Linked DNA regions of Homo sapiens: region 2 is linked to region 1. Evidence: chromatin loops called from intact Hi-C (ENCODE). Cell type or tissue: heart right ventricle. All regions are shown on one strand. Links, peaks and the distances in the headings refer to the core of each region. The heading gives the core; the rest is flanking DNA.

Evidence for each region. A loop is a pair of places that touch in the nucleus more often than their neighbours do. Peaks named below come from ENCODE experiments on the same cell type or tissue, not always from the same donor. Only the 100,000 strongest peaks of a DNase experiment are listed, where the experiment ranks them.
Region 2: it touches region 1 in a loop (1.8-fold over the local background); 2 of 110 quality-filtered maps call a loop at or near these places.

Annotation. Positions count from the first base shown.
Region 1 is chr15:57,764,002-57,776,314 of GRCh38, forward strand. All of the region lies in intron 4 of LOC105370834 (a long non-coding RNA gene), which reads left to right. Among named protein-coding and RNA genes, the nearest start is that of POLR2M, 63 kb to the left of the region's middle. In heart right ventricle, for the core only: no CTCF peak of the experiment used is centred there; a DNase peak (open chromatin) is centred at 5,460; H3K27ac peaks cover 1,503 bases.
Region 2 is chr15:57,818,914-57,831,226 of GRCh38, forward strand. No RefSeq gene overlaps it. Among named protein-coding and RNA genes, the nearest start is that of POLR2M, 120 kb to the left of the region's middle. RefSeq lists a silencer at 8,266-8,325. In heart right ventricle, for the core only: no CTCF peak of the experiment used is centred there; no DNase peak of the experiment used is centred there.

The DNA.
Region 1 (12,313 bases), core at 1,834-9,833:
TCTTAACCAATTCTAAGTGTACAATTTGGCATTAAGTACATGTACACTGTTGTGCAACCATCACCACCATCCAACTCTAGAACTTTGTTTTTCCAAACTGAAACTATGTACCCATTAAACAAAAACTCTTCACTCCCTTCAGCCTCTGGCAACCACCAGCCTATTTTCTGTCTCCATGAATTTGACTGCTCTAGGTACCTCATTTAAGTGAAATCATACAGTATTTGTCCTTTTGTGACAGGCTTATTTCACTTGGCATGATGTCTTTAAGGTTCATCCACATTGTCATGTGTCAGAATTTCCTTTTAAAGGTTTACTGATGTTGTATTGTGTTTATATATCAGTTTATCCATTCATCTGTCAATGGATATTTGGTTTGCTTCTATCTTTTGGCTGTTGTGAATCACATTTTTAATTTTAAATTTTCTAGTAGCCTCATTAAAAAGTAAAACAGGTGAAATTACTTTTAAAAACGTCATTTAACCTATATCCACAGCTTTATAATTTCAACATATAATCAACATAAAGCATTTATTAGTAAGGTATTTTATTTTTCATGCAAAGTCTTTGTTATCTGGTATGTATCTTAAATTTACAGCACATCTCCATTTGGGCTAGCCACATTTCCAGTGCCCAGTAGCCACATGTGGTCATTGGCTATCTTATTAGATGGTGCAGATCGAACTCATCATAGGGGTAGAGTTTGGGGATCCTAACAAGACCCCCTTTCCATGTCCTTGGATTGTCTCTGAGAGAGCCAGTGTCTCAAATGAATCCTTGGCATGTTATAGATTGTTATCACTTCTTAGCTAATTTCTCAGACACGTGCCTGGAGTTCTGAATTTCTGTGGCTCCAGATGTTTTAACTCCATGTTCAAGCAGCCATTCCAGCTGACATTTTGAAAATGAAGGAGAATGATTTACATCCTTGCTGGGCAGAGGGACACATGCCATTACTTGCATAATCCAAGTTTGTTATGCACTCAACATACTCAGGGCACCAGATATATTTTATTTATATGTGGCCCAACATACTGATTATATTTCATATGGACCTGCATATGCATCTGAAAATAATACTGCACCACAACCTTCTGTTTATTCTTAAATCCAGTGATGACCCATTGAGCACCTCTCATGGGCCAGGCACATGCTAGGCACTGGGGGGTCTGCCCACAATGAACAACACAGTTCCTGTCCTCAAGAGGCTTGAGCTGCAGCTGGTGGTCTCTCCCTGGCTGCAACCTTGACACTGGTTGCCATGAAACGGGCATGCTCCATCCTTCTCTGCCTGGGCAAACCTCTGCAGTTCTTTTCTCCCCTCTAACCTGAAACTTGCATTCTTTTGATTGTCCACGCCAGTGGTAAAAGAAACATTTCTCTTTGGAACTTTATAGGTTATTGTGTCATGTAAATGACATGGGAATTTGGGGGCTTTTATAAATATCAAGGTGAAGACTGTCAGAAAATTACCAACAACTGAAGCCCACTAAATGATAGCCAGGGTAGCTAGGGTGAATTTTCTCCACATCCCCAACTCCCAAAATGGGGGTATGGGTTTTACTGCACAAGAGTTTTGTTGTGTTTTGTTTTTGTTTTTGTTTTTTTTGGATAATGAGGGCCCAGGTGGCTTAGTCCATGTCATGATCAGCGTGCTTCCTACAGAGAGGCTTCATAATCTATGGTGTGAAGGCGTCAGGTGAATCTGAGCCTAATTTTTTTCTGCCTATTCAAAAAACATGCAGGTGATGCCTGAAAATGCCCTTAGTCCTCTTTCCTCCTCCCTGTTCACATTCATGAGAAAATCAGATTGTCAGGAGTTAGAACACGTGGGCCCTGCCCGAGAATTAACTGATTGGTGCGTCCTTTGAATTGAGGTCTTTGAGCTATATCCACATTTCCTTAGGGAAAATTCCTTCAGATTGGTACGTTCTAATTAGTTACCTCATTGTGAATAAATGCTTCCATTCAACTGATGTCTGGAATTTTAGGTTAAAACTGTGTGGATTTGAATGGAGGCTATTCTTCACTTCAAGTTTCTGGGGACCTCAGGTAAGAGTTTAGTAGAGGCTTCAACTTCTGTGAGTCCCTGTTATATCCTCTCAGACATGGTCCTGGAGGTGTCCAGGGGAAAGTCAAGTTTATCTGTGTTGTTGTGCCCACCATCATCAGCCAACTCAGGAACCTGGCCCCTTTCTCTCTGCCCAACCATGTATCATCCCCTTGTTGCCCACACAAAATCTGTCAACTCTGGGCCCTTCTTCTACACTTTTCTTTGTTGAGCGTGTCTTCCCATCTTTCCAACACCAGCTCAAGCATCACTGTCTTCTTGAAGCCTTCCCTGAGAGACATTCTAAATAGTCCATGCTCTGTTCTTAGCGTCATCTGGTTCCTCCCATTTGACTCCTGCCTCAGCTCTTAGCAAAGTGTTGATGGTACATAACCTCAATAACCCTAAGTCTTTCTGGGCTGTGAATGTGGATAAGATTCCATGAGCATGAATGCTCACTTCCTGTTGACTCCAACCCCTACTTGTTGTGGGGGGATAAATCCACTTTCTTGCAACGTCTTGCAAATCCTCTAATCTTGCAGCTTCCTTCTCAGTGGAACACTTCATCTTACCTGCCCTCCTGAATCAGTCAAGGCTGCCACTCACTGCTGGCTTCTGTCACTCTGGGTTCTACTCTGCAGCCTGGTTTCTGCTGCCTAAGACAGGCTGGCATGGCTGCCCTCCCACCCTGCATGGGCCTCTGGGGCACCAAGCCTTGCCTGCTGAGCCGCAGAGCAGTGCTGACTTGGCCTGTCCCAAAATTTTCAGTTCTCTTGGTGCTGCTTTATGGGGCCAGCCTTCCCTGTTAGCACCAGGACATGTGTGTGCTGCCAGGGGAGCTGGCAGGGCTGGGTTCAACGTCCGCCCATACCTCATCACTGCACCATCTCTAGACCCTCAGGCTCACTTATGGAATCTGGATTGTCAGACTTGTGCCTCAGTTCTTCTGCCACAGCCTTAAAAAATTAAGGCAGAAATATGGGGAAGAGAGGTTGTTTGATTCTGTGTTGAAAAATGTAACTTTTATATCCTGAGACAAGTTATGTTCTATGAAAGTTCTCCTGTCCCCAGCCCTTTCTCTTTTAGACATGGATCTAGGACATTTCTAACATGCAGTTCTGAATCTCTACCTGAGAGGTGGTTGCTGCAAAAATAGAACACTGCCCTTGGGCACTGAGGCCCTTTTGAAGCATCTCCTCATGGTAATAAAAATACTAATGCCTGCATGGGAACTGTATATCTGTTAACTTCTTCAGTTCTCCGAAGGCATTATCTACCCCACTTCCTAGGGAAGGAGCTCAACTACACAGCTGGGGAGAGTTCTGCAGTTAGGCCAAGGCTTGGTGAATGGAGCACAGGCCCCCATTTGCTCCTGCAGCTGGGCACAAACTGTACAATCACTTGGGGGCGGGCATAGTCTGTTCTAATCAGGGGGGTCCTTGAGGCACTACAGCAATGTCTTTCTATTTCATGAGTTAAATTACAGGAGGCAGATGTTCTGCCAAATCCCTGTCAACTCCAGTGGGGAAGGCACCAGTTTCAAGAGGCCAAAGAAGAGACCCTGAGCCAAATGAGACATGGGATTTTACTGGGGGCTAAACACAGGGGGCAGTGTTCGGTGGCTGTGGGCTGGGCAGGAAAACCACAACTTCTTGTAAAAGGCATGCAGTTTGTGTAGGAAAACCACAACTTCTTGTAAAAGGCATGCAGTTTGTGTAGCATTTTCACTTAACACCCTTCACCCTAACAACCTCCACCTGGCAACCTTCATTTAACCTAAAACAAAGGGCCTTGATCCCCTGTGTGGCCTTTGCGCCATGGGATGGGACAGGCAGGGGGCTCAGGTGTTCTCATAGATAAGAAATGGATATCTGAGTTGGCCACTCCTGGATTCCTTAGCTCAGAACTCTGAACACACATTCAGGTGTATCTGCTGTACAGGGTCATTCTCAGGGTATATTCCAGTCAAGTTATCTTTGTCAGGTGCAGCTACCATACAGGAGGGACATGGGGTGGAGCCATTGTTCTGCCTGTTGAGGGCTGGCCTTCCACGGAGGCGGTACAAGCTGCTGGTTCTTTCATGTGCTTTCGAGGGATACAGGTAACTTTACCTGCGGCTTGAAATCTCCCCATGAAGCCTGGGATTTTATTAGGGACACATTGGACTTTGGGCTTCGCTCCTCTCAGGTGTGCACATCTTAAGTAGTTCTCTTCATCTTTCTCATCTTTCTGAGACCTGTTTTCTCAGCTGAAAAGGGGAAGGATTGGATAAGGTCACTGATTTTTTTTTTAATTGAGATGAATTCACGTACTATGAAATTCACCCATTTAAAGTATACAATTTATAGTTCTTTAGTATGTTTTCAAGGTTCTGCAGCTATCATTACTATCCAATTCTAATACATTTCTATCAACTCTAAAAGAAACCCTGTATCCATTACTAGTGACTCTGAATTCCCCATTCCCCCTGACCCGTGCCAACCACCAATCTACTTTCTGTGTCTATGCATTTGCCTCTTCTAGACATTTCATATAAATGGAATAATGACGTGTGGTCTATCGGGTGTGGCTTCTTCCAGATTGATTCATATTATAGCATTGATCACTGGTTTTTAATCTTTTATTTGAAAAGTAAAATGCCCTGAAAAGAAATTGTGGTTGGAACCTTGATAGGTAACTCCCTGACCACCTGAGGGCCCTCCCAGCCTGGCGGCAGCCTCAGAAACACATCTGCAGGACTCGTGGGCTTCACAGAACAGAGTTTGACTGGCTCTGAGCTCAATCATTTCTCAAGTGCCTTTAGGTTCAAAGACCTTGTTTCTCTGAGGTTTTCTTCAAAAATACAAATCACCCTGCCACACTTACTTAAACTTGAAATAGTTTCCAACACCCCTCTCTAAAACAATTTTCAGAGGGCAGAAAATTGAGCCAATGGGAGTCAGATGGGAGAAAAGCAAAAGACATTTAGTAGCTTTGACACTGCCTTGGAGAGGCCGTGGCAGAAGACAAACTCCGGATATCCTGGGCAGTGGCAGGCATCTGCAAAGAGAGGCCAGATAGAGAAAAGGTATGAAAGGCAGTGGAAGAGGCTGCTTTGTAATATTGCTGTGGCCAGGCCCCCAGTGATATTTCTGAGAAATGTTCTGTTCTTTGAGGCCAATAAGGATTGTATGGTCTGCAGCTGACTGGAGCTCTTCTTTCCCTGGGACCTGATTGCCTTTCTGGGCAAGGAAAAAAAAAAATCCACATAAATCTCTGTCCAAAGTCAATTATCTGAGATTTGGAGTAGTGCAGCCTGCTAACGGAAACTGCAGGCCATGTGTATGCGGCCTGGTATGTGGGACGGCTCGGAAGCTTTTCTGGCGCAGCCCTCCATCCTCACGGGAGCCCTCAGGCAGCTGCAGCAGCCTCGTCGGCTGTTATCCACCCGGCTTGGCCCCGAAGGGAGTGAGTGAGTTTCTTCTGAGTCACCATCCGCCATCTTGGTCCTGCTGTGAAGCCATGGCAGGGACACATCTTTTCTCCCTGCATAGTGCCTGAATCCACCACGGTGCCTGAGGAGAGCTCTCTATGGGATTTGGGAGAGCAGAGCTGACCAAGGAGATGAAGAGGTTTTAATAAGGGCTCTGCCTTCTTTTAGGGAAGTGCTAATATGCAAGTAGTGTTGTCTCTAGGAACCTCAGTTTTCTCATCTGTAAAATGATTGACTTCCCATCTTGTTCCAAAGACAGGTCTTTTGTAAATTCAAGGCGTTAGACCAGATGATCTCTATGTTCTTTTTGTTCTGCAGGTTCTAAAACTCTTCTGCAAGGTGGATGCTGACTTAGGATTTAGAGCCTTTCAAATATCCCAGCAGGTTCTCCAACATAACTGAATAGCCACCTTGTCACTTCCTTTCTCTTAACCTTATTCACCCAATAGGCCCAGACTTCTACCAGTTAAACTTAAGTCCTCTTAAAAATGCCTGCCAGATAAGGAGGCTGATCTAGATTAATGGAGAGTTAAGAGATGTGAGAACCTAATACAATGTGTGCATCTTAATTGGATCTTGGATCAAAAAAACCCCAACTACCTACAGTGGACATTTTTGGAACAATTGAAGTTTTGAAACAAAGCTCCCCCAGCCTTCCCCAGAATGCCTTCTTTACTCAGCTCATCCCTTCCAACTCCCACTGGTCCTCTGGGGCCCAGCTCATACCTTTACCCCAACAATACCCCCCAACCCCAGATGCTCTGGCTTGCACCGACTTCTCCCTCCCCTTGCCAGTGCACCTCACTTCTCCTGAACTCGCTTCATATTTGCCATTGCCTACAGCCTTCCTGTCGATGGGAATTGCTTCATCTGTACATGAATGTGAAAGTAGAAGTTAGAGGCCAAGGGACCCAGCTTCTCTGCTGTTCCCAGGCAACACGATAGTTTTGCTATTGAATTTGGGAAAGGTCTTCAAATTGAAATTTACTGTGTTTTTCTGCTAAAGGCAAAGTTTCATATTCTAGGCCTTCTGCTAATTTTTCAGAGCTGAGGGCAACATGGGTAAGATCAGTCTGGGTCCTGACAAAGCCCAGCCACCCCCAAGTTCAGAGCCCTGTGTTTATTTTACAACAATCAGAAGCACACAGGCTCCTTTGCAGACAGGTTAATATATCAGGCTAACTTGTGCAACGCCCCTGCTCAAACATGCCTCGTGCAGGGATCTTGAACACACTTTAAAAACTACCTTGGTAACAGGATATTAAGATGTACTTTCCTTGTTTCTTTAGAAATAGTCACCAAGGCCCCAGACTAGAGGCAAAGAGGCATTACTACCTCCCATCCAAAAGAAAGCCCCCGAAAACTGGCCAAACCACCCCCTAGGTCTTACAGAGAAGGGCCTGGGCCAGCCTATAACAATCAACCAGTCCCTTCTCACTAGCTTCGGGGGACACTAATTGTGGCTCACTAGCTTAGGGAGATACTGTGGTTTTTATCCCCTCCCCCTGTTCTCCTGGCCTCCAAAGTGTGAGGGGCTGCAAGAAAAAAATCACATCTAAAGATGAGCTCAGCCTGCAAGGGGAGATGGCACCATTATCCAATTGCATGCCTGCTTGGGCAACAGATCTGTTAGTGTCTAGAGACATTTTGGGTTGTCACGGCTGGGAAGGTACAATAGGTGTCCAGTGGGTGAGGGCCCAGGGATACTTCTAAACATCCGACCATGCATAGGATAGTCCCCCACAACCAAAAATTATTTGGCCCAGAATGTCAATAGTGCCACTGCTGAGAAATCCTCTTGTTAAATAGCTATTGATCAAAAGGGAAGGGATGTTGTTACTCCTGGGGACACCTTAATAACCGCATCATGTCCTCATGTCCTGGGCTGGCATACCTACTGATACTCTGTTCTGTGTTTTTTTTGTTTGCTTACGCGATCTGTTCAGGTTGTATCCCACACTTTTAGGGACTCACCTCAGGCATTATGACCCGCTAACTGTGTAATCCTACATAGGTGCTTTTGAAAGGTGCTGTCTTAAAAATAATAAAAAAAATTGCTGCACATTAGAATCATCTGAGGGAGCTTTTAAAGGTCCCAATATAAAAGCTGCATCCCATGTCAATTAAATTTGAATCTCTGGGGTGGAACCTAGGAGGCTGAAATTTTAAAAACTCCCCCAAATGATTCCAATGGTCTGCCAAGTTTGAGAATCTCTGCTCTCACTACACATGCCTTACTCTCCTGCTGTGTGTCATTACGTGAATCTTTCACCCTGTATCTAATTATTCCCAAATGTAGGGCCATGATTTTGAGCATCACACTGGCTTTTGCTCTATTGGTGGCCGTTTTCCCCTGGCCTTGTGTGGATCGCCTGGGCTCTCAGCCCTTTGACAGTAGTTCTGTGTCTCTAACAATGTGTCTCTGCCTTCACTGTTATTACCACTAGTTTACTCTTTGTTTCATCTGTTGCTCTTCCCCTTTGCATTAGACTCAAACTGCTTAATGCCCAGATCAATAATTTTGGCTGCTGTGAATGCTGGAACATTGGGAGGTTTTTTAAAATGATTTTTAAATTAGGTAATATATAATGAGAATAGAAATAATATATACATTGACAAGCATAATAATCAAACACCTGTTAGCTTGCCTATGCCACCCAAGAGCTCGATGACTGCCCACAGCCAGTGCACATAGTACCTCTTCATCCCTCCACTTTGCCACCAGAGTCAGCAATGTCTGGTGTTTTGTTTATAACTGTCTTCCCATTTGAGAAAAAAACTTTTTGGAAGTACAGATGGATTCTTGAACAACATATTTTGTTTTGCTTGTGCTTGCACTATACTACAATGGAAGCATGCTGCATGTGATCCTTCGTGGCTTTTTACTTTCTGTGGTGTTTTGTTGCTATGATTCATCCTTATGTCACCCAGGAGGCATTGATTCATTTTCAGGGCTGGATGATATTCCATTGTGTAACTATACACAATTTATTTACCCATTTACTGTCAATGGGCATTTGTGCTATTCTTGCTTTTTAATCATTGTGAACAGGGCCGCGGACATGCTCTTACACTTCTCCTGCTATATGTGAGCAAGCATTTCTCTAGACCGTGGCTTCTCAAACTTCAGTGTCTATACGGATCAGCTGGGGATCTCATTAATATGCAAATTCTGGTTCAGTTTGGGAGGAGTCCTGGAAGGGACAGCAATGCTGTGAATCCACAAGCCTCACTTTCAGTGACAAGGCTCTGGCACAGGATTGGCCAACTTTACCTGCTGATACCACATCCTTCTAAAGGGGTGGTGTCGATTTACTCCCTCACCAGCTATGTATTTTGATACACATCTTCTCAGTGACTTGCTATTGTTATCTCCCGGTCTTAGTTTGCACTTTCCTGACATTCATTAGGTTAAGCAATCTTTTATGTTTATTGGCCCTTCACATATATCCCTCTTTCTGTGAAATGTCTATTTGTATCTTCTGCATGTTTTTCTTTTGGGTTGTTGGCCTTCTTATTAATTTGTAGGGGCTCTTACCCTTCTTTTGTTCTCATTCAAATCCTTCATTTCTTATATGTGTCACAAATATTCACATCCAATTTGTTTTTTCTCTTTTACCTTAAATTTTTTTGAGACAGGATCTCATTCTGTTGCTCAGGCTGGAGTACAGTGGTGCGATCACAGTTCACTGCAGCCTCAAACTCCTGGGATCATGTGATCCTGGTGCCTTAGCCTCCAGAGTAGATAGGACTACAGGAACAAGACACCATGCCTGGCTAATTTTTTTTTTTTTTAAATAACTTTTAGTAGAGACAAAGTCCTGCTGTGTTGCCTAGGCTGGTCTTAAACTCCAGGGCTCAAGTGGTCTTCCTGCCTTTCTTTTACCTTTCTTTATGGTATCCTTTGCGTGGAAATTCTTAGTTTTAATATGGTTGAATTTATCCATCTTTTTTTATGTTTAGAGGATTTTTTGTATGTCTTCAACTTCTTAATCTAATAAAGTCTATAGATAATAGTATTGTACCAATGTTCTTAGTTTTGATAATTATACCATGGCACCACATAAGATGTTACGTTAAAAGGAAGCCAGGTGAAGAATACAAAGGAACTCTTTGTACCATTTTTGCAACCCCTCTATAAGTCTAAAATTAATATTTAAAATGTTAAAGTTAATCCCTGTCCTAAGGTTATAAAGATACCTATATTTGATCCTAAAAGTCTTGCTTTTCACATTCAAGTCCTTGGTCCATCTGAAATTGGTTATGTGTTTGGTGTAAGGTGTGGATTTAATTCTGCGTTTTACCCCATGGGTAGTCAGTTGTCCTGCCGTCGTTTACCAAGTAGTGTCTTGTTTGCCCAGTTCTCTGCATCACCGTCTTAGGCTACATCAGATCTACAGAGGAGGGTGGTTCCTTACAAACCTTCAAGCTATAAGCAACGCAAAGATGAAATTCTATGAAGCGTGCTCCTAGGAAGACATAGCACAGTGTCCCGAAACCCAGGTGTCCTTTACTCTGCGGTATTGCCTCTGGGTGCAGCAAGATCAATGGGACCTTTTGCCCATGAGTTTGCAGCTCATTTCAGGGCTTTCAGTCATGCCCTGCTTAACTTTGTGCTTTTGACTCTTAGACTTTGTCAGACCTGTCTTGCTCATGTTGTCTTTTGACCCACAGGCTGTTGAAGTTAGAAAGGAACATAGGGATGAAGTTTCCTAGCCTCTTCAATTGAGAGTTAGGAAAACTTGAGTTAACCGACGTATCCAAGGCTGGGTACTTGGTTGATGGAAGAGTTTAGATCAGACCCAATTTCTTGACTCCTAATTCTACACCCAGAATTGTTTTCTCTCCTGTGTTACTCTTTCCAAATACCAGCATCACTACCCACTCAGCCACTCAAGCTAGAAATTCAGAGACTCTCCTCGCTGTTCCCTACTTGCCACTCTGCACTTTCTATTATGGCCACATTCCGGTGATTCTGCCTCTGAAATCTTTTTCAAATGTATTCTTTCACATTCGTTCCCATGTCCACAGCCCTATTTCGTGCCCTTCTCGATGCTTGATTGGATTACAACAAGAGTCTCTTTATTGGCCATCTTGTTTCTAGTCATTTCTTTCTGTAATCCATTCACTTTCTTAACTACTCTTAAAATGTAAATTCTAAAACACAAACCTGGTCGTGGCTTCTTGCCAAGAGATGACTTAACTTTTTTTAAGTTTTGGTGTAAATGTGCAGGATGTTCAGGTCTGTTACATAGGTAAACGTGTGCCATGGTGGTTTGCTGTGCCTATCAACCCATCACCAAGGTATTAAGCCTAGCATGCATTAGCTACTTTTCCTGATGCTCTGAATCATCTGCTCCCAATCTACCTTCTGTTGTTGAACTCTTATCACCTTTCTCCTCTCCTCCAGGTACCAGGGCTATATCCACATTGAAATGTTGGATGCTCCGAAGAAATGCCACATGTGTCTGGGCCTCTGATACTTAGCACACGCTCTGTACACTTGGAACATCTTACACCATTTTCTACCTATTGGAATTGTATTTACCCTTTAAAACTCAGTAAATGCTGTCTCCTACATGAAGCCCTCCAGAATGCCCTAGGTGCAGCTAATCACTCATTGCATTTTATATCGTCTTATGAACATACGCTGTAACAATGGGACTAATGTTTCTGTATTTCTTACCAATCTGTGAGCCCCTTGAGTCTATAACCATATTTTTTTATCTTTGTACCTCAATTATCTGGCCCACAGAAGACATACTGTTATTGATTGAATCATTAAAACAAAATATCTAGAACATCTTTTTAATATTTAAAATGTTTTACTCTGACACATCCTTATTTTGGCATTGCTTATGTATTAGAATACTTGTAGCAATTTCAGAAATTCTATCTGCATAAACTTAAGTCAAATAAGAGACAAGTATTGGTTCACATGACTTGCTGTGAAAAGGGTAGTGTAAAGCTGACTTTCTGGGCAGCTGAAAACAAGGATTCAAATATGCTCAGAACTCTCTACTCCAGATTCTACCCTGCACGAGGGCTTTATTCCTTCCATGGATTTTCTTCCAGGGAAGTTTTGAATCAATATTAACAGCAACATAACAGAGATGAAAGAGCTTTACTCCTAAATCCAGTGTGAAACATTTTGGAGAACTCTTATTGGCTGCATTTGGGTCAAATGCTTGCCTCTAAACCATCTGGGAAAGTAGAGTCAGCTAAGGGAATGAACAAATATGGCTAAAATAGGGAAGAAAGCAGACACCCCTCAAAATGACAGGGATAACACTGACAGATTATGAAGTAGACAGTCCCTTCCCCCTAAGTTTATGTCCATTTAGAGGATAAGAGAGAGAAAATGACTTTCTTGTTCAGTCATAGAGTTTGGACAAGAAAAACATAGTATTTGCACACTCCGCTGGAATACTTGATGAAGTGAATGTGTCTCCCTCTAATGAAGTTATTCCATCTTTTGGGCAATGTCTTTGAGCTTGACAAGTACCAGGGACTTTAATTGAAAATTACTTTGGGAATCTTGCCAGACATTACAAATTAAAAATATGAAAACCTTTCTCCTGGGTCAGGAGTGTAACAAGCCCCATGTCAAATGTCATTACCCCACGTGCATTCTAGGACTGTGCAGGTGGGAAGCTAAGTGTTGATTGCATATTTTAGCCCAAGAATAATTTCCTGAATGGCAATTTGTTCCTTTATTTGATGAAACTGAGGTTTTCAACAGCAGTAAAAGGCAATCTTTCCAGAGTGTATTTCCGTGGGTTATGAAGATT
Region 2 (12,313 bases), core at 2,455-10,454, 56 kb after region 1:
TCTCCACTAATGAAAGTGTCTAACTAGGAATAGCCAAGTCTAGCACGTTCTGCTACCTAACTATCACTACACACCTCCAACCTTTGGTGTAGTTCAGGCCTTCATCCCTTCTTGCTTGGGTTTGTTTGTGTGTGTGTGTGTGGGTGGGGGCAGGGGTGTTGATTTTGTTTTTTAGAGACAGAGTCTTGCTCTATTGCCCAGATTGGGTGCAGTGGCACCATCATGGCTCACTGGAGCTTCAAACTCCTGGGCTGAAGTGATGCTTCTGCCTCAGCCTTCTGAGTAGTTAGGACTATAGGCATGTGCCAGCATGTCTAGCTAATTAATTTTTTTTTTTTTTTTTAGAAATGGAGTCTTGCACCAGGCATGGTGGTTCACTCACGCCTATATTCCCAGCACTTTGGGAGGCCAAGGTGGGTGTATCATTTGAGGTCAGGAGTTTGAGACCAGCCTGGCCAACATGGTGAAACCCTGTCTCTACTAAAAATTCAAAAATTAGCCATGTGCCCTGTAGTCCCAGCTACTCGGGAAGCTGAGGTGGGAGGATCACTTGAACCCGGGAGGCAGAGGTTGCAGTGAGCTGAGACTGCCCCACTGCACTGCACTGCACTCCAGCCTGGAAGACAGAGCGAGACCCTGCCTTAAAAAAAAAAAAAAGATGGGGTCTTGCTATGTTGCCCATGCTGATCTCAAACTCCTGGTCTCAAGTGATGCCCTTGCCTCAGTCTTCCAAAGTGTCGTGTTGGGTTTACAGGTGTGAGCCACTGTGCCTGGCCTTTGCTTGGGTTATTGATGACTGTCATCACCTCTAAATTGGTCCTACGCCTGGACCCCCTCCAGTGTTTCCCATGTAGCCTTTCCTTTACACTGTTCTGGCTGTGATACACCATTGCTCAAAATGTCCAATTGCTGTCTGTTGTCCTTGGAATAAAGCCCAAACTCCTAAGGAAGAGTTCAGAGGAGTTAAGAAGGAAGATCCTCCTCAATCTGGCATGACCAATATTTCCAGCCTTGTCTTCTAACGCATGACTTCTTGTACCTCAACTATTTCCTGTCCTTTCTTGCCTACCTGCCTCTGCTTCCGCCTAAACTGTTCTTCCTCATCACTTCATTTCTTCATGTGGAATTCTTACCAAGCCTCATGTAGTATAAAGTCGCTTCTCATGAAGTTTTCCCTCATCTTTGGGCTCTGGGTTCTCTTTTACTTAGGCACTGTTATACTTTGCTGCCTTAAAAAATAAATCCTGAAATCTCAGGGGCTCAACCTAGTACTTATCACTAACATCAGAGTCTGGTGTGAGCCAAGAAGCTCTCCTTGGTAGGTCTTTTCCAGTGGTGACTCAGGGAACTCAGCTGCTTCCCTCAATGAACTCATCCATTCCAGGATTATCCAATTCCATGGGTGAGGAGGAGAGAGGGAAGTCCTGGAAGAATGCATGCCTGCTTTTAATGGCCTCAAGCCAGGAGCTATCTATCACTTATACTCACAATCCCATTGGTGAGAGCACAATCATAGGGTCCCAAACGAACTATGGGGGAGGCTGAAAAATGTAGGAAAGCACATGGACGTTTGGTTCACACTGCTTTGCCAGTGGCTCTTCCAGCAAGGTCACCAGCTGTCGCAGTTTGCCTGGGACTGTCTGGGTTTCAGTACTGAAGAGTCCCATGTCCTAGAAAAACCGTCAGTTCTGGGCAGACAGAGAATGTTGGTCACCTCCAGTCCTTTGTTTGTAATTCTGTACAACAATTTCACAGTTATGTATGTTTCTACTTCATCTAGATCTAGATTACTAACTTCTAGGAAGCAGGGGCTGGATCACAGGGATCTTTTTCATCCCCTACCAGGTCAAGAATATTGTGTGTACAAAGTAGATAACCATAAATGTAGGGATAGGTTTTAAATGTCATTTTGTTTTTTGACTACATGAGTAATACACATTTAGTGTAAAAACAGGTGAACAGACAGAGAAAAAACAGTTTTTAAAATTACCTTAATTACTAGCCCTTTTTAGAAATTACCATTTAGCTTTTGGAGTACACACATACTCACATGCACACATGCCTGAGAAGAGAATATATGGGAATTATAAAGAAAAATTAGATGATATTTCACAGGTTGTTCTGTAAGTTCTTTTTCTCATTGAATAATATATTATAAATGTCTATAGCATTAAATTGAAAATGATATAATTAAATGACTTGCATTTGTTGAGCCCAAATTGTAATATATGCAGGAATGCTGGTATGATTAGCAGCTGTATCATGTTCTATAACTTGGCATGCTAACCATTTTGTATAATTGAAAGGTTGTGTTTCCCTTTTTGAAGTAAATGCAAGGGACGTGAATTGTTCCAGAACACAGCAAAAGATAGACTGCTACCCAGTTTATTACATAAAGCAAGCACAACCTTGGTACGCATAACCGATCAAGATACCATTAGTGTATTAGTCTGTTCTCGTGGTGCTAATAAAGACATACCAAAGACTGGGTAATTTATAAAGGAAGGAGGTTTAATTGACTCACAGTTCCACATGACTGGGGAGGCCTCACAATCATGGTGGAAGATAAAAAAGGAGCGAAGTCATGTCTTAATGGCAGCAGGCAAGAGAGCGTGAGCAGGGAAACTCCCCTTTATAAAACCATCAGATCTCATGAGACTTATTCATTATCACGAGAATAGCATGGGAAGGACTGCCCCCATGATTCAATTACATCCCACTGGGTCCCTCCCACGACACATGGGAATTATGGGAGCTACAATTCAAGATGGGATTTGGGTAGGGACACAGTCAAACCATATCAATGAGCAAAATAAAACTACAGAGCAAGATCACTTTAGGAATGTTGATCTTAAATGAAATACAAGAAAATAATGTAAGATGATATTGAATAAATTAATAATGATGATAATAATGCAAGCTAACATTTGTAGAGGTCTTTCTATGTGCCAGCCAGGGGTCTGAGTTCTTTATATACACTGTGAAGTACCATTGTAGAGATGAAGAAACTGAGGTACAGAGAGGGTAACTTGTGCAAGTTTATGTTACTAGTAACTGCACACAAAGATCACATCGGGCTTTGGCTCCAGCAGTGCATGAATAGACCATTTCAAGGAAATGTGATACAATGTAGTACAACAATAGGTTCAACAAGGAAAACAAAGATCATATTGATAGATTTCGATGCTTGGAGACAATGCCTCTTTTAATGAAAACATTACAGAAAAACAGGAGCAGAATATTTGTTTATACCAAGGAGTACATTTTTCAAACTAATGCATTATTCTGTTAAAAATCAAAGCATGGATTCCTCATTTCTACCTACCAGGAACCAAAATATCAATCACCTAGGAATATTTTATAGGATGTACTAAGTTTTCTCTATTCCGGGAAATTAATACTTGTTCTTTATATGAAAATTTGGATGGAAAGGCTAGAAAATCACAATGAAAAGAATCAAAATCTCCCATATACCCATTCTGAGATAAAAAAATCTCCCGTATAACTGTTCTGAGATAATTCCTTAACATTTCTATGCATATAATTTCTTTTCCATACTGAATTAGGATTATACAATTATACTATTTTGAAATTCAGTCTCTTTTCAGTTAAACATATACTTTGAAAAATATCTTCTCATTAAATACTCTGTCACATGTGAATTTTAATGGCTGTGCAGTATTCCCTCAAGAGGATGGATCAGATTTTAACCTCTAATGTTGAACACTTGGGTGGATTCCGTTCTTCAGCTGTTATAAACAACAATGCAATTAATATTCCTGTCCCTAAACTCACTTCCACAGCTCTGACATTTAATTTAGGTTAAGTTCTTAGAAAAGAGTTCCAAAATTTTTGGTGTACATTGCCAAAATACCTTCCTAGAATATTTGCACTAATTTATACTCTTACCAGTAGTATAGAGTGTCATGTTCCTCACTCTTTCACTTTCATCTACCAATATTATCTACCTCCTTATCTGCAGGTTCTGCAACAACTATTTACATAGCATTTGCCTTGTATTAGATCGTATAAGTAAGCTAGAGATGATTTAAAGTATAGGGGAGTTTACATGTGTGCATAGGTTATATGTTAATACCACGCCATTTTATATCAGGGACTTGAGCATCCATGGATTTTGGTATCCATAGGAGTCCTGGAACCAATACCCCAGGGATACTGAGAGATGACTGTAATTCAAATGAGATATGGGTGACATATATGAGATAGATGTGTGACACATATGTGTCGTATGTGTGACAGAATGTTACTGTGAGTTGTGATTACTTTGAATAAAAGAAGAGATGCATCTTGCACTTGAATAGGATGAATATATAATATGAAGCTGTCCGCTCCTCCCAAAATGTAATACAATGCCAACAGGAATTTTCTTAGAATTTTCCTAAATGATTCTAAAAGTTACCTGGAAGAATGAGTAAGGGAGAATTCCAACAAATGTTCTAAAAAAGAAAAGTAAAGAGAGGAGGCATCCCCATTAAAGTTTTAGAAAGCAGTGTAATAGTTAAAGCAATAGCCGAGCAAACTGGAGCACATCCCCTTCTGATGAGTGCCAGGCAACTCTTCTGTATGTGTTAGCTGATGGGGAAAGGGGTCTTTCCACCAGCTGATAAAAACTCTTGGAGCTCAAGGTTGTCAAAACCACTTCATTCCCCAACTGTCATTAAGAGCAGAAAGAGATCCAAATAGAACTTGGTTGTTTTCCACAAGGCCTTGCTTTCCATGGGAAGGGGACGTCAATGGTAACTAGAAGTGCTATCATTGGGCCAAGCTGCCTCTCTTATCTCATAGTTTATTTAATGTGATAAAAATAGCTATGTCGGTATCACACTTTTAACTTTTTAAAGAACGTTCTGTTACACAAATTGAGTGCGCAGAGAGAACTGGGAGGCACAACGCTATCTCCAAATAATAGCCATGGTGCTCTGAGAATTCTTGTGATTGTGTTGAGGGGTGGGTATGGGGCGGTATGAGGGGTGGGTATGGCCTCCAGCTTGGCCAGCATTGGCTGTGTTAGAGTTTGCTGACTTAAAGACAGAAAAATAGAGCTGTCTGTGACCCCAACTCAGACTTTGAAAATACCAGAGATTAAACTCTTTCCCTGGCTGCCCTTGTTTAAAACATGTTCCTCTGACGACTCATGGTCAGTCTGTATAAAAACACAAATTCATTTGCTAAAATCCATCTGTAGGAGACTTTCCCATATGATGTTGTTCCACAGCTCATTTGATGTAAAGAATAATTTGAAAGGAGGACACCACCAACACGTAATGCATTTAGAAAGGGAGAGAGATACACACTTACCAACCCACCTCACACAGGCTTTACAAACAGCAATGTCAAACTAGTTGGCATTGACACCCAAGCCCTCTGAGTTCAAAGCAAGAGCCACCTCAGAGTTTCCACCATCTGAAGAGGACCTTGGCTTTTTGCTTTGAAGTATTTCCTTTGAAGGTCAAGGTAGAGGGGCCTTGCTGACTAAAGAAATTGCTAATCTATAGAAGGATGTGGCCTCTGCTCCATCACACATTTGTAATGTTCACATGAGGTTAACAAAACAAATGGTTTTGACTGTAATGCGTGAGCTGGGGCCGGCCTTTCTTTTCAACTTGTCCCTGTCACTGGAACACTTCTGAAGGATAAGGTGGGACCCAGCAGGGTCTAAACCAGTTACTGAGTTAATTTCAAGTTTCTTGAATCCCCACGATCATCCAGTCAGAGTTGGTGTCTGCAAACAACTGCTGATTGTCAAGATTATGCAGACTGGACTTAGAAGACCTGGCTCAAAATCCCAGCTGCCCTTCTGAAGCAGGGTCATCCCTGGCAAGTCTCTTCATGGTTATACTTATCCACCTACCTGTACTAATTCCTGCTGAAGAATTTCTTAAGTAGAACCATTTAAAAACCCAACATTTTCTGAGATTTTTTGAGCCTAGAAGCCAAAAGTAGGTAAGACTTACAAACTGAATCCAAAGAGATAGATGTCTTGGCACGTAAGACAAACTCCATCCCTGAGACAGGCTGAGCCTCGGCAGAGTTTTGCTGATGAGAGTGACTGGGTAGCTAATAAGTGTTCAGTAGTCAGCTCCCTTATACTCAAACCACCTCTCTTCAATGCAACAAGCATCACTAGAATATTTGTACTGAATGAATCATTTATTTTGGTATCTCCAGTCCCCAGCACAGTTCTAGGCATATAGTATTAGTTGAATTCAGTTAATTAGGAAATGTAGCATGTTCTCTGTACACTCACTCCTACCCCCATCCACACAAATATTTGGCTTACATTGTGAGTATACTAAAAATAATGTGTATTACAAATTGAATCTTAAAGACTTTCTCCATCTGGAGGAAATGGGTTGTCTAGAAGCATCAGAAAAACTGGACATGTCAGATAACTACAAGAAACTTTGATCAAATATTTTGTTTTGAGATTGATGCACGTAACACATACCCCCAACCTCATCTTCTCTGATAAAGTCACTCATGGGATTTGAAATGGATGTTGCATATGCCAGCTACCAAATGGCCTGTCACAGAGCCCCAAAGAATCATATGTTTGGATAAAGTCCCTCCAGCCCCTCTGTTGTTGTTTATCTCGAGTCCTAATTGAAGGGGCTTCTTCCATCTCAGTTTTTTTTTTCCCAAGTAAATACCACCCAGAAAGCTAGGAGATCAAGAAAGTGTGCAAGATGGGTGGGGATAGGCTATATGATTTTAAAAAGGTAAAAGAACAGGCTTGCTTGGGGCTAAAAGAATAATTTTGGCTATTCCAAATTAGGATTCCATATGTAAATACGAACATAGATAAATACATATTTTATATATACATTCATATATACATTTATATTTCTCTCTCCCCCTCCTATCTAACTATCCATTCATCCATGTCATTTGCTCCTATATCTGAGAGCATAGGGTGTGTAAATTTTAAAATTTTAAACAGTTACCTTAGTGCTCGGGCAAATGGAGTCAGTTTTCTCTATATTCACAGCAATTTGTATCTTTCTAAGGCACAAAGGTCACTGAATCTTCATTAAGACCCTATAAGGTAGGGAGAGTGGAAATCATTTTCCTGATGTGAAGGTAACTAATATGCCCAGGTCACCTTGGGAGGCTGACCCTCCCCTCACCCAGGAATCGGACTAGGCTGAACAAGATTGGATGCTCTTCCCAGCCCCTTGGTGGTCTGGATCATAGAGGAGGGTCACGAATACCCTTTGTCCCATTCCTGCAGATGCTCTCCTAAGTGGGCGGTGGGCTTGTCACCCTGAAGCCTTTCAGGCTCTCCTGTGAGTGAAGACCCCTGTGTGGATACTCTGAAGAAATCTGTCAGGAGAAGGTTGCTGAAATCCCAGTGTGGATACTGGGTGTGCCAGTGATGTGTCCACCATTTGGTCGCTTCAAGAGATGTTGGTTCAGCTGCTTGGGAGGGATGGGAATGATATCTGGGGATGCAGGGCCAGAGGCCCAGATTGTTTCTGAGACATGGCTTGATGGTTGTGATTAACTGGGGAGACTGAGGTGGAACAGCTTCATAAGAGATAAAGGGGTTGATGTGTTAGAGACGCGGGAAGGCCCAACCATGAATTCTGTTGAAAACAAGCAGTATTCAAACTTTAATTATTTAAAAAAGAAGTGTTTGCAACAATTGCTTTATGTTCAATTCCCCTTCAGCCTATTTTCCTCATTGCTACCAGAAGTAAACCAGACACTGTGGGTGTGACTTTGATTAGAACCCTTCAGTTGTGTGGAATGTTAGCTGGAGTTTTCTTCAGCAGTAGAGCCCTGGGTAATTTGTTCCTCTTCTTCCCTCTACTTTTCTGTTTCCCCCCACCCCCTCCCCCCCAACTTTTTGGGTATATTTTTCATATGTAGAAAACAAATATTATTGTAAAACACGTTAAATGTATTTTAAAAGAAATCCTTTGACATATTTCTTTGCCCTTAGAAGAATAAAGTGTATATTTATCCCTGAGGAGAAGACCCTCCCTCCCTGGTTCCTGTCTTCACTAGTGTATATCCACCTGCGAGCCGCATATGCACCTCCAGGTTGTGGCTGCTCCCCACCTCTCTCTCCCCCCGGCCCTCGATTTTGTGCCCTTGCCCGTGTTCTTCTGCACAGAGGCCTCTCGCTCCTGTGTCCCCCCGCCTAATACTTTTCTCATCCTTCAAGACTCGGCCTAGGCATCATCTCCCAAATGACACCTGCTCTGACCCTACCCCCCACATTGGCAGGCATGGCCATAGTAAACAAACACACAGTCCTGAACAGTTGTTAGAAGTTGGTTCTGATATGACTCATACCTAGAGCAAAAAGGGAAATGTGAGCATATCAAAGACTCAGAGTGTCTTTGTGGAATACACAATGATCATCTAAGTTTGATTTCCTGCTTAACTTCAGGATTGACTCACAATATAACTTCCTGGTGGGAACGACAGAAAAAGTAAATTTAGAGTTATTATAACAATTATAATCCATTATATTTATATAGGGTTTAGAGTTGACAAAATGCTTTCATAACGATGTTGTATTTGACTCACAACCAATGCTCTGAGCTGTGCATGGTACAAACTCAGTTTGGATGCCAAACAGTTTTGGAGATAAGGATGTCAGGGTTTAGAGAGGTAAGTTACCTGGTTCACAGTCCCACATGTAATTAGCACAAGAGCCAGGGTGAAATCAACTCCAAATCCTCTGTTCTTTTGTTATATAAAGGGCCTTTATGACAAGCCACAGTGTTGGATATACATTAACATATACTGAGTCGAGAATCCATCTAGGGTTTGAATTGCCTCTGCTCTTCTCCCACACTGCCCCCTTTTCAATGTACACATCTTGTCACCCAGCTCCTGATCACCATGCCCAGAGACAGGTAGCTTACTACATCCTCTTCCACCTTTTAGCAACTTGGATAAATCAAAACTTCGATTATAGAATTCCTCATGCCAAATACTATGCTCAGTGTTTTACAAATTAAAAAATAATCCCATGTGATAGATTTGCAGAGGAAGAACCTGAGATAGACAAAAGGTTAAGTATCTCATTTATGGTCATACAGCAAGTTAGTCACAATATTGGGATTCAAACCCAGTTTGTTTGACTCCCACCGTATTATGTTTGGCCAAAACCAGACTTCCTGTGGTTTTTAATAGTTGGCTTTATTTCTTGGTGCCCCTCAAAAATAGTATAAAGTCTCTTTTAAGTGAGAGTACTACAAGTGTTGACAGGCGGCAGGCAGCTGCTTTGTTTTCTGAGAACCTCCTCATCTCAGGCCAGAAATTACCACAGCCCCTAAACAATTTCAAATTCCCTCTCCAACACTCCAGTCACTCTCCTTTGCATCTTTCTTTCTTTTCTTTTTTTGAGACAGAGTCTTGCTATGCTGTCTAGGCTGAAGTGCAGTGGCTATTCACAGGCACAATCATTGTACACTACAGACTTGAATTCCTGGGCTCAAGCAATCCTCCCATCAGCCTCACAAGTAGTTGGGACTACAGGCATGGGCCATTATGGCTGGCTTTCTCCTTTGCATTTTTGCCATTCTATGTCTTTGTGAAAATATGGCACACAAAATGAAACGTAATACTGTAGGTATGGCTTGACAGAACTATGTATAACACAATTAAATTTGAGTTATCCTCTGTTAATAAAACCCCTGTCTATTTCACATGTGCCAATACTAAGCAATGGTTCCTGCATCCTGACCTTGGGCAACAGTTTTTTTGTTTGTTTGTTTGTTTTAACTCAAATATAGAACTTCACACTTAACCCTGGAAAACTTCATTTTAAATTTGCCCCTCTTTAGGGCCTGTCAAGATCTGTTTGTTAAGAACCTGTTTCTACTATCTCTCATATTTATTTGCTGCTCCACTTTTGTATAATCTACAGGTTCATTTCTTGTGTATTTTCATGCTAGATATTGGTTTAAAACAATAACAAGAAAACATCCCCCAGTTTGACTTCTATCCATTTACTATAGACATTCAACCCTTTATGAATTATCCTAATCACCCTTGAATCCTGTTTATCTTTTCTCCAGTTTGTCCACATAGTTATCAAGGAATCTTTTACCAATCTTGTTGAAATTTAGCTATATTGATGTGGTCATCTTGCAGTTCTATCCCCAATAAAATTTATTTATCCATTCGTTGGTTGCCGTTTACTTACCATTTCACAATACCGACCACAGTAGAAAATACAATTATAAACGTGACACAGTTTAAACTGACAAGATGCTTATATGGTAGATCAAGTGAAAACACACACACAAGATGAACATATGAGAGAAGAGTGTGGTCAGCCAGTGAGAGGGGTACCTACCATCCAAGGTTCTGTGGGTCTGACCAACGTAGAGACAGAATGGGATCAGGAGAGCAAGGGGAGCTCCTGTAGTCACATGACATTTGAGCTGCAAGAGACATTAGGAATCATCTAAGTCTGATCTTCCTTCTAAGGAGGAAACAAATCCATAACTTGGAGGGAAGCTGCCTGAGATTACAGCTAGGCAGTGGCAGAACTGGATTCTTTGGATCTAAGTTCCCACCTCTTTTTACTACACTGTCTTCTCTGGGTTCCCATTTCCATCTTACCCCTCTATATATGTGTATCTTAGGATTAAAATTAAAATTATACAAATAAGCTTCAGATTTTGATTCGTAAAACATTTTCTATGAGTATAGAATATAATAGACTCATGCTTGGTTTATTGCATTTGGGTTCCAAAGTCTTCGTTAAAAGATGTGTCAACTGAGGAAGCAAATCAATTAACTGTGAATACCACTGCCGCTGATGCCCGCCACTCCCTCTGCGTAGCTCTGAACTGCTTGCAGCCACTCTCTGAGCATGCATCAGCCTCTTTTCCATCCCTTTCCCTTCTCTGGCATGTTCCCCAAAGCATACTTGAAATGAAATTGAAGTCCCCTACTTTTCAGTTTTAATTCAAGCCTTGGACTCGAACCTGGTTAGCCACAGGTGAAACTACTATGTCATTTTATTCCTTTGAGGGAAATAGAAAAATGAAACTGATATTTAAGACGTAAGAGGATGCGTTCAACTTAGAAAAGAAATGAGCTAAATGTGAAAATGAACTACATAAACAGAAAAACAGTAGTTAATAAGCAAACAGCAGATTTGCTTATTTGCAGACTCTAGCAAAAAGAAACTTTAGGGAACCTAAAAAAACACAGAATTAGAAAAGGAACAATTCACCTAAAGAATATAAAACAATCATATAAGTGAATTGTATATTTGTAAATACTTCACAGAAATGATTTTTCTAAAAAAAGTATTAACCAAAAGTAGAAATCCTGTGAAAAAATTAATAACTGTGGAAGTAATGGAGGCTGTCAAACGGCCATCCTTAAAAGGATCCCAGACCAGGGATTCACTGCCTAATACTTCCAGACTTTCCTTCCAGACATTTAAGTGATAGATAATTCCTGTGTTATATAAAACCTTCCAGAGAAAGGAAATAGGAGGAGCTTCCTAATTTCTATGGCCTCATTCCGAACCTGATAAAGCCGGTGAAGTAAATAGGCAGTTGAAAACCATTAAGAACAAAGAAAGTTAAAGACCAACCTCTCTTGATTTAACGAAATAGCAGATAGAATTAACTAATACATTAAGAGATGGATATATCACAAGCTAGTTGAGTTATCCCAGGAATATAAGAAGGTTCCACATGAAAAATGCACAATATAGCACGTTAATTTTAAAATATGCCCCTTAATTGATTAAACACCATTCAAAGTTCAAAACAGTTTAAGACTAGAAACCTGTTTCCCTAAGAAGGTGAAGAGTAGCTATGCCAAATACTTAGTTAACATTCTATTATATATAGAGCAAATATTTTTGGAAATATTAAATTAACAAATCTTATTTCCCTTTTGAGTCTTATTCCCCTGGTAGCCCTCCATTTCCCAAACTAGAAGGTGCTACTTGAGTTCTACACCTAATGTAGATTTCAAATTCTGTCTTTTCTTTGACATAATGGAAACCCAGTCTGAATGACTGTTACCAGAGATGTCCCACAGATTGACATCTTGGCCATGGAGTGGATGTTCTTCAGTGGGGGAAGGATATGACAGAGAAAAAGGTTGCTGTTACCAGCACAAGGGTGTGGAAGGAAGCGGGGGGAGAGGAGAGGAGATACAGCTTCAAAGCATGTAAGATGAGAGAATGTGCTCCTATCTCTCTCCTGGATTTTTAAAGCCTGGGACAAGAGAGGCATTGGGTAGCATGAGGGACGCTGATGATTCTTATTTAGGCCTCTGGGGGCTGCAATTTTGCAGATGG